Linked DNA regions of Homo sapiens: region 2 is linked to region 1. A link is a loop called in an ENCODE intact Hi-C map of the cell type or tissue named here. Cell type or tissue: sigmoid colon. All regions are shown on one strand. Links, peaks and the distances in the headings refer to the core of each region. The heading gives the core; the rest is flanking DNA. Region 1 overlaps LINC01119 (long intergenic non-protein coding RNA 1119). Region 2 has its middle 33 kb from the start of SOCS5.

Region 1 (5,371 bases), core at 155-5,154:
CAGCAGTCAGGGCCGTGAACAGCCGTGGGAGCAAGGAGAGGCTTGCAGCAAGGGAACAGGGGTCCTACCAGGGCCTGGCTTAGAGCACAAAGCTAGTCAGAGCTGGAGGGACCCTTGGAGGCCAGCCACTCCTGCCAGACACCTGCCTGTTCCCTCCCCGACCCCCACCTCACCTTAGAGAATTGGAGATTTGTAGTTTTGACAGGTGGGGGAGAGAATGAGACTCTTTCTCCATCCCCAAACTTCCTCCCACCAGCACTAACTCAAGGGATATCCACTCTGTTTTACTTCATCAGAACAAGAAGACCGATTGGATCTGCTTAGGAAGACAAACCTCCCAGGGGCACGCTATTCAGTCCACTCCTGCTGGGGACAGAAGACCTTTGGGCAGCCCTGGCTCTGAGACTTGCCCTTTCTTGGGGCAGCACAGGTTTTAAAGACTAGGTGCCCTGGGGTGACAGACAGAGACCCCCAACCTGCTTTCCCTAACATTCCAGGAGGACCCAAATCACTGGCTCTTCCAGGCTCTTGGCCACTTTCCAGTTCCCATGAGGATTAAAAGGAAGAAGTGGACTTTAACTCCAGCGATGGGACTGTGGATGGATTGAGGGTGGGAGTGCCCTGAGACCCAAGGAGTCCGCCAGCCGGTTAGTCATAGAAAAACACCTCCCCCTTGGCTTAGGTGTGTACCTAGTGGAGGCAGAGCCGAGAGACAGATGTTTTCTCCAAATCTTTCCAGCCTTATGACTCTTATAATTAGACCTGGAAAAACATCTTTTCCTTTCTTCATTTTTTTTTAAAAGACCAGATTGTCTTAAACACAGAGTGATCATTTGGGCCACTGGAAAGCAGAAAAAAGAGAGAGATGACCGTTTGGAAATAATGCTTTCTTTCCACGTTCTGCTCCCCTACCCGCTGCCTACATGCCCTTCTCCCACTCTCCCCAACTCCCCCCGAAAATGCCCTGCTGCTGTGGCTCTGACTCCAGAGGAGATGGAAGATGACACCCCTGGGCTTCAAAGGCATTTCCAACAAGGGCTCAGCTTCTTGCAAAGCCTCTGAGAAAACCTTGGCCAACCCCCTGGCTCCCCGCTTCTAGCCTCGAAACTGAGGCTGCTCTGCCTGTCAGGAAGCCTATAAATCCCCAAGTCGGCAAGAAGCTGCACTCTGGAGCTCTCTCCATTGCTCAGATACCTGGCTGCAGGCCCTGGGCCGACCTCAGCCAGTCTAGAAGCTGGTGTAAATAAGCACATTTATCTCAGACAGAACTCATTTTCTGAGGAAGTGGATTCCCCTGGGGATACCAGCAATCAAAAAGTCCGTTGTTCCCTATGGGGCCACAGCTCTTCCCCATTTGACAGCTGATATTTAATTGATGGCTGCTTTTCTCCATAAGAATATTACACGGTGTTCTTAGAGTTCCAGCAAAATGATAACTCCTTTGTCCCCAAGGCAGAGGAGCAGTGGCTGTCCTCATATCTATCTAACCTGGGGGAAATACATATTAGGGTAACTGCCCATATATCATTGATCAAAAATTCCAATATGCTGCTGCCCTTCTTGAAACTAGAACCAAGCACAGTTTGCAGATAGGAGTTCCTGGGAGTTGAGCAATCTGGGAGAGTTGTATTACTCAGAAATGTTTCAAGTCTGGGAGAAAAAAAAGGAATCTTAGTCTTAGAGAGAAAGATCTGGAAAAACATCAGCCTGGAAGCCTCAAAGATGTGAGATGTCAGCATTAGAAGGGCACAAGTCAGCAGCCAGGGTGGAATTCAGAGCCTCACCAAGGCCATGCAGCAAGGTGTGGGGCAGATAGAGCCAGGTAGCTCCTCGGACGCTGAGCAGAGTGGCAGGCAGAAGGGAGCAGGAACATCCTAGGAAGGCCCAGGCTGCTCTGGAGAGCTCTGACGGAGAGGGGCTGTCTGACAGCCTGGCTGCCCAGAGGCCTATGTTTCAGCCCATTCCACTCCTCAGTGGCTATCTGACCTCAGGCGAGTCCCTTGGTCTCTGTGCCTGTTTCCTTACCCATGGCAGGAGATGGAGATGCTCAAGTAAATGACAGAAACAAGAAGGTCATGAACAATACACAAGGCAGGAGCCAACCGAGGAGGGCTGGGACCACCAGCCAAGTCTCACCAGCTGAATTCCATCTCGGGCCCTGGAGGCGGCAGCATTTACAACCACAAAGCAGCCTAAATTTGGCCAGCCAGAGGCCTTCTGCCCCTGGGGTGGGTCTCTGGAGCTCTTGCTGGACTGATGTTGCCCTAAGAGATCCTGGCTGGGCCTCTCCCCCTCACCCCACTCCTTCCTACTCGTGTGTTTGGGATTAACATTCATCCCTTGAACTTTTTCATTTTTCTACTGAGATGGAAACTTGGCCAGTGACCAGGCCTGGTTGTGCTCGCAGTACGGCTGGGCTCAGGCCAAACTCACGGTAATTGTAATCATATGCGAGGTGCTGGCTCACTGGGCGCCAGGGCTGGGGGAGGTGCAGGGCTGCCAGGCAGTGAGAAGGTGAGGGAAGGGCGCTGGGCTGGGCGCCAGGACCTGAGCCAGTGTGCAGACGGTATGGCCTTGGACTCCTGCCCTCACCTCTGTGAGCCGTGATTTCCTTGTTAATAAAATAAAGGGATTGGCTTATAGGAAATCTGAGGCCCCTGTCCAGGCTATTGTGGGATATGGACCAGATCTCATGTACTGCCTTTAATCCCCCCAACTCTGGCCTGGCCTTTCCTGTCCACATAGAGGGACCGTGAACAGGGTGTCACGTAGGAGGGTTCCAGCTTCCCACCCCTGCCCTCCCTCATCAACCTACCCGCTTTCTCACAGGACACAGAGCGGAGGGGCACTCCAAGTCAGCAGGAACTGCAACTATCACTGTCCCAGGAAGGCAAGCACGGGAGTAGCAGAGGGACTAGGATACCAAGGTGGGATGGGGATGCTTAAAGAAGAGTCTGGAAGGGAGAGGCCGAAGATTATCCAAGACAGCCTTCACCAGCTACCCTGGGGTGCAAGGGCAAACCTGATTCCCATTCCCCCTGAGCCCAGGGCTGGGGCTGCCCCTCTGCCTGAGTTCATCCACCCTCCAGGGGAACACTGCTCTGCATTGCTGGGGCAGCCCAGAGAATTCTTCACTCCGTGGGTTGTTGTGTCTTCTGTTCACACTGCAGTCTCAAAAGCCTGAGAATAAAGAACAGGCAAAGGGCTGTGAACGGTGGTTACTTGGCTAATTGCTATTGCCCAAGAGCAAGGGTAACCTTGTAAAGCACCGTCTGAGTAGAGGTGATGAGAAGTTTCTCCAACTTTCCAGAACCCTTGGGGTTTCTCTCTCTCCCTTTCTACTTCAAATGAGTCTCTCCTTGCCTCTTCCTTTGTCCATCTCTGTCATGTCCTCCCCTGCTGCTTTTCTCTTTCCCTCTTATGCCTGCTTCTCCCTATCTATCAAGAGAAGCAGAGTAGAATGATCTAGTAGAAAGAGAATGACTTGGGAGTCAGGCAACCTTGACCTCTTTAGCCTCAGGCTTCTAATCTATGAAACTGGGAAAATGACAGCCTAACCTCAGCACTGCCGGGAAGATTGAACAGGATGTTTCCCCACACATCATTTTACGTAGCTTCTTTATCTATGCCAGCGTGTCGGTCAGGGTTTGGTTATAATACTGGAAGCTGCTCTAGATATTCCAAATACACGGGGTTTTAATACAAGGGATTTAGAGGCATTCATAATGGACGGAAGGGCTGCATTAGGGAAGATCAGGGAAGTCACTGTCAGACCCCACAGAATCAGGAAGTGCCAGGATTGCAGAGAAGGCATGGAGATCATTTCAATTGCCTGCAGCACCAGAGCAGAAAGCAGACAGCGTGCAGGAGCTTGTTTGAAAGCCACCGTCTACCACGCATCTGCCCAGGCCAATTCAGAGAAGGGCTTTCTCTCGCCTTCAGCTTCTGATGCTTGTGCAAGTGCATCTTACTGCCAAAATCTAACTTAGAACCATGATGGAAAGGAATGCTGGGGAGTAAAGATCCCAGGATTTCCCTACCCCGGGAGACAGAGGAACAGGCAGAGGGGAAGTGGAGGCCTGCCGAGCCTGGCAGCATCCCCATCGGCAGGGTATAGTCTCCTGGTCCGCTCAACCCAAAGGCCCTTCCCACTTCCTCGGCTGCATTTGGCAGGAACAAAGGGTTCATATGCCATTGTGTCCTGGGAAGACGGGTAAGGGCATAGGAACAGAGAAGAAATAGAAGAGCTATTTTACAACTTGTGGAGACATGGAAAAAGGCAGTTAAAAAATAGTTGTCTTTCCAGAGGGCACACTATGAAGTCCTAGACATAGGGGATGTCAGGAGCAAGCAGCTGGCTGCGGAAGTACCCCGGGCAGGTCCTCTTCTGTGCCTGCTCTCTCTCTATCTGCAAAATGAAGGAGCTAAACTCTAAGGTCCCTTTCAGGGCTAAGCTCCTATGACTCCGATTAGTGAGACAGAAAGAAGACGTGCTTGGCATCCAGATGTGATGTTTCATGTCCCCTCTCCCTCTCCCCTGGCTTCTTCTCTCAGCCTCTACAAGTACTCAGGTCTTCGCATCCTTTCAAGACAAACAATCAAACAAAGCAACACCTCCTTATAAGACAGAGGGGATCTTATAACCCTCTCTTCAACTGCTGCTCCATCCCACTCCTTCTTTTTACTTCCAAACCTCTCGAAAGAGTTGTGCATGCGCACACTGAAGAGGAGACTGGTGTTCAAGCCCTCTTGGCTTGCAGGTCTCAGGCCTTGGAAGGGAAGAGCTGAAGAATTCATCCACTGGCAGGTGAATAAAGTCGGTGCTGATGCCACCTGTATGACTAATCAGCCTTCTGGAAGAAATTGCCTGACCGTGGGGTCCTGCTGCCCAGGAGGCTGGATTTTGGGCAACGCATTTGTTTTCTAGGGCTGGTGTCACAGATTACCACAAACTTGTTGGCTTAAAGCAACAGAAGTTAACAACCAAGAAAACAAACAACCTAATTCAAAAATGGGCAAAGGAACTTGAATAGACATTTCTCCAAGGAAGATATATAAATGGCCAATAAGCACATGAAAATAGGCTCAATATCATCAGTCATCAGGGAAATGAAAATCAGAGGCACAATGAGATACCACCTTCTACCTCCTAGGATGGCCATAAAAACAAAAACAATGCAAAGCAAAAAACTGAGAAATAACAGGTGTCAGCAAGAATGTGCAGAAACTGGATCCCTTGCACATTGCTGGTGGGAATGCAAAATGGTGCTGCTGCTTGGAAAACAGTTTGGCGGTTCTTCAAAATGTTAAACATACAATTACCATAAGGTCCAGCAATTCCACTCCTAGGTATATAAGCAAAAGAACTGAG
Region 2 (5,371 bases), core at 172-5,171, 180 kb after region 1:
CAGTGCAGTGAGTTGTCCTAGAAAATCCAGGCCAAACCCTAGGAGGCAGAACCTCAGGGACTCCAGTTTCTGCACAGAGTACCTCCCCAGGCATCTGCTTTCTAAGTTTGGAGTCTCCATCTTACTAGAGCTCACAGGCAGTTTCAGGAAAGGAAATGAAGACTGAGTGGCCATGGAATTTAGAATTGCGCAGATGTGGGGCATTGCTCCACACCGTAGGCATCTGCTTCTTCTGTTCCCTGGGCAAGGTGATTTGGGGCCAGTCTTAGGTGTCTCTGATTGGGAGAGCCCCATGCTCCTTCATTCAACCTGCATCACATCGTGGAGAAGCAGGAGTCGCAAGGGGAGAAGTCCAACCACAGTAGGAAAGTACTAATATCATGCAGAAGAGCAATGCTGCCGCTTACCAGGTATAGGTATGATGAAAACAACCAATGTTGCTGCATACAGAGACTTAGAGCAAAACAGCACTTGTCTGGACCCCTTGGGAAAGTTTCTCTTAAAATTCAAGTGAGCAAGAAACATCCAGTCCAAGGAAATTCTCCACCACGTACGTTTTCTGGTCTGGAACAGAATACCAAAAACTCTCCTTTATGTCTGGAAGTAAAATTTACCTGTCATTTCCTTGCATGCCTGTCACTTACAACATAATTTCAGGAAGATTGGCTGGTGCTCATGGTGTGCTTCTGCTACCACGAGGTGGATGAGTTTCAGAAGAGTATTGTTTATAGCATTTGAGAATCTTCCAGTGTTCTATTATCGTAAAAGGAGATAAAATAAAGGTTAGGCCTGAGTTATAACTCCAAGTCGACATGAGCCCAACGTTGAGCTATTAACAGGGCTGGCATTTCACAGCAGAGCTGCCATAAGCGGGATCAACATTAATTAATAATACCTTGGCATATAGCAGGGAATTGTTTGGCAGCTCAGAAAAGCCCTTGTCAAGACAGGCAAAGGTCTAAGCCTTAAGGCTGTAGATCTGCATGCTGAACCATCCGGAGAACCAGGGTTGAATTAGGTCTCTGAATGATAGGGATAACGATGCTCTTGTGACTCCTGAGGACACAGTGAGATCGGGCAGTTGGGAGTGCATGGATATGCTGCATAAGGATGTATCACCACGTGTTTACAGTCTATAGACTTATGTATGTGATTATTCATGGCTTGTTTTCGTACAATGATACATAGTTACAGTAGATATTTGTGTATTGGGTGTTATTTTCTACGAATGTAGACTAGGCCAAATATTTTCTATTCCTCAATCAAGGTACACTTGGAGAATTGACAGGATGTGTCAGATTTTCATTTCCTGACACATACTTTCTAGATATGTGTCCGCATAGCTTCACTGAAGTAGAATTCTAACAGCCACAGAATTGAAATTGGAATGGCTGGGCAAGATCTGTACCTGGGCTTCCTTTGTTTATGACTATTGGATTGGAAAGGGTTTTCTCTTTTAGCAACCTTTTTCCTTCCAAATAAACCTGACCTATTTTGTTCACTCCTTCACTGTGTCTGCTCAATATTTTTAGACTCCTTTCCCTTGGAACTTTCTAGCACATGGTGCTCTGTGACTATTCTTTTCTGGTAAGCCAAAAGCTTGCCAGCACTAGGACCTACCTATGCCTCATAAGTTGGGATTTCCTAAGAGCAGGAAGGGTTTCTCTCCTTTTTGACCATGGGCACTCTTGGGGTAGAGGCTCCTGCCTCTCGCCTCCCCTCAGGGCCTTTGGAGAAGGGGCTGCAGTTGGCTGACTCAGTTCAGGTTACCATTCAGCCACGTGGTTGCAAGGGACCTGCAGGCCAGTAGACCTGTCTTCACAATAAAGAATTCTGTCATGGCCAGAGCAGGTTTACAGACCGTGGAGTTTTCAAGTGGCTCAGTGGGTCTGTTCCTTCTCCCCCCTCTCTCTCTCACATACTCTCTCTGTCCCTTCTCTCTGTCTCATGCTGATTTTCCATAACTTAGCCTGAAATCCTTGAATATGAGACAATCTTCCACATCTGACTTGTACATTTTGTGTAAGCTAAAATTAAACAAAACCAAAAAGTAAAATATATTGCAAATCCCTGGCATTGCCCTAGAGTCCCTGTAGCGGGTGGCATCATTGTCAGCTGGTGAATTTGGGAGGTGGGGAGTCGGGTGATGATCAGATGCCTGTTAGTTTTGGAGGCTTTTCTCTGAGCTCCACTATATCATATAGCCCAAAATTATTTGGATCCACTTTGGGGCAACTGCTTGGCCTAGAATGTTCCCCAAGTGCTTTTTTTTTTTTTTTTTTAAAGAAATGAATTGGCTGTATTTCACAGAGTAGAGTTAGTGTTTTTAAAAGTCTGAAAAATGATATCCAGATGTTCAACACAAAGTTGGGGGGTGGGGGCTTTCCTCCAATTCCAAGCCTGCCACAGTGATTCTTATTTTGGTTCCTCCCATCTGGACAGCTGCCCCGAGCTCTCTGGGGGGCTACCTTAGGAGACCGCCCGGGAGCTCCAACTGGCCCCAAACCTAAAGAAGGAAGGCGGGCCATCTGGAATGCATCGTCCAGATCGGCTCCACGCTGCCCAGGCACCCTGACAGCTTTTTGGGACTGTGCGAAGCTTGGATTTAATCCATCAGGCTCTCTCTCCAGTCGGAGGCCTCCAGACTTCTCTTTGTCTCCTTCCAGCATTTGGATTCCATAGAGGCATAATTAGACCTGCTAGTCACTTCCAAGTTTGTCTTTCTCAGGAAAAGGACCAAGGTGTACTCTGAGAGACACTGTCCAGCAGCCCTTGGGCTGGGAACAAAGGAAGGGGAATGGTTTAGGCAAGAACGTTCTCGCCACCTCCTTTTATTCCCACTGCAACATCTCAACCATCCACTTCAGTCCAATGATCGACGCTTATTTGGAAAGGAGAAAGAAAATTCGTCCAGGATACTGTGGGGAGCCTTACAAAAAATGGCAACCTGACTTTCCATATCATTTCCACACCATGGAAGGCCTGGCTGGGAGAAATAAAGGGATGAAAGTTATGGGAGAGAAAGGGGTTAGGAAGAAATTTAGAACTGTCCTCAAACCAAATTTCAAAAAAGGATTGAGGGTTTCACATTTTAAAAACCCATACATTCCTGTAAACTATTGATGGATTTATTGCAAATTATTTTTCTAGGGCAATAAACACTTTGTTAGTATGGGAAAAGTACTGACCTGTTCCTTTACAAAATCTAAACCTTCTCCCTCTCACTTTGTTTCTACTTCTGATTTGTTTCTTCATAGACAAGACAAAAGATTATTTCCCCCAAACTTCTGACCAAGGAAGCACAGATTCCAAGTTAATTGGATCTAAATGAAAGAGAATCTACCGGTTGGGTGCGGTGGCTCATGCCTGTAATCCCAGCACTTTGGGAGGCTGAGGCAGGTGGATCACTTGAGGTCAGGAGTTTGAGACCAGCCTGGCCAACATGGTGAAACCCCGTCTCTACTAAAAATATAAAAATTACCTGGGCATGGTAGTGGGTGCCGGTAATCCCAGCTATTCGGGAGGCTGAAGCAGGAGAATCGCTTGGACCTGGGAGGCGGAGGTTGCAGTGAGCCGAGACTGTGCCACTGCACTCCTGCCTGGGCGACAAAGGGAGACTCCGTCTCAAAAAAAAAAAAGAAAGAAAGAAAGAAAGAAAATCTATGTCTCACATCAGGCTAGTTCTCTCAAATGGCTAGAGTGTGCTGACAATAAATTCCAGAATTATCCAGTACTGTCATCTAAGAGTTGCCTTTGAAGCCTCTAGTATGTTTGGCAAACATACTAGAGCAAACTAGGTGTATGTTTCATGCATCTATTCAAGTCACCCATCTGCCAGCTGCCAGTTGCATTAAGCTCTCCTTGCTTCCTCTTCCAGCCCCATTTCCAGCCACTGCTCACTCCTCCAGGTTCACCACCTAGAACTAGCAAAGTGCAACCTAGAACCAAGTTACAATGCTGCTAGCTACACGTAGGTCTCAGCAGAGGTGAGTGGAGCAAGCCACACTTCTATATATGGCCCTGCTCTTTCACCTTCCCCCCCAACACATGCCACCACCACAAAAGCTATACAAATGTATCAAGATTTGGAGCAATAAGGAGGTCATATTGTTCTACAGTGGACAAATTAAAATTGAGCGGCGAAAGTCCTCTGGCTATTCCACATAGCAAATTTTTTATTCTGCTTTCCCCATCTATGTTCCAGCCACCTGTATCATTCAAACTGCTCCAATCTTCTCCAAGATTCTCTGTTGTATTTTCTCCATTACCTCCAGTATCTACCAATTATTTATGCAGAACAATTGAGCCAACCCTTTGTCTCCTTCCAGATGACCACCTCCCATATCGACAGAGACCTGCAAACTATTACAACAGACAGGTTAGTGTACTCCTTCCCCATGCTGGAAAAAAATCACTTGAAGCACTTGTCCTCTGCAGGACATCTTTGTGCTAGATCTCACTGGCAGATGAAGGCATGTGGCCAGGGTGAGGTGGGGCTGGGGAAGTGATCCAGTGCAGAAGTTGGCCCTGGAAGTGCCAGTGACAGGTAGACAAGCATCTCAAGGTCAATCTCAGCTTTGATTTCATACCAGGTTGAGCCTGAGGTTTCTAATCTGGCAGGCAGAGCATAGCCCAGGGAATTTGAAAGGGAGTCGGAGCTCAGAAAGCCTCTGGGTGGGCAGATACCACAGGGACGGTTGACCTGTGGGCTGCAGGACTCAGCAACCAAGTTTGGGTATAGACCGACACTCCAGTTCAGGAACGAAGACCAACAGCAGTAGAGTCTCCTATCATGGGATCATCATTCAGAGTGGAGCTCTAACCTCAGCAGAGGATTTAGGTGCTAGGCAGAATAATGAGCTGAAATGTCCAACATCAAGGTCAAAGCCTCAGGAGAACATGGAGAATGTAGAAAGAGCTATATATAACTCAGGGCCAATATGCACACCCAGTAGTCACTACAAAGGCCTCAGATCTCCAATTCATTTACCAGCAATAACCCTTGGACAGTAACATAGACACCAGGTGCTTAGGCACCTGGCTGTGGGGCATGACCTGATTCTAAGCCCCACTGGTTGGTGGGTGAGTGGGCTGGGCTAGGCTATTTCTGTCCTGAGCCAGCAGGGCGGGCTCTGTTGGACTAGGGAAGGCAGAGGAAGAAGAAACCATGCAGGGAATGGTAATCTTCAACCATGAAGGATAACATGTTTATTATTAGAATAGCAACTCCCTGGCATCCTGGCCAGGTACCAGCCGGATGTGGTGGAGAAAGCACCAGATTAGGAGTCCAGAAGTCCCTGTTCTAGTCTGGCTTTAGCCAGTAACCAGTTGTGGGTGCCTGAGCATGTATTTTCATTAACTGTTGGGCTTT

What was found. Hi-C counts contacts between places; a loop is a spot of excess contacts. Peaks named below come from ENCODE experiments on the same cell type or tissue, not always from the same donor. Only the 100,000 strongest peaks of a DNase experiment are listed, where the experiment ranks them.
Region 2: a loop joins it to region 1, with 7 times the contacts of the local background. A loop is called at or near these places in 1 of 110 quality-filtered maps.

Annotation. Positions count from the first base shown.
Region 1 is chr2:46,844,482-46,849,852 of GRCh38, reverse strand. All of the region lies in intron 1 of LINC01119 (long intergenic non-protein coding RNA 1119), which reads right to left. LOC107985880 (a long non-coding RNA gene) reads left to right here. Exons shown (of 2, transcript XR_001739449.2): 2 at 1-770. Among named protein-coding and RNA genes, the nearest start is that of LINC01119, 19 kb to the right of the region's middle. RefSeq lists an enhancer at 1-43. In sigmoid colon, for the core only: no CTCF peak of the experiment used is centred there; DNase peaks (open chromatin) are centred at 632, 1,142, 1,902, 2,452 and 2 weaker places; H3K27ac peaks cover 3,547 bases.
Region 2 is chr2:46,663,623-46,668,993 of GRCh38, reverse strand. No RefSeq gene overlaps it. Among named protein-coding and RNA genes, the nearest start is that of SOCS5, 33 kb to the left of the region's middle. In sigmoid colon, for the core only: no CTCF peak of the experiment used is centred there; DNase peaks (open chromatin) are centred at 844 and 2,513.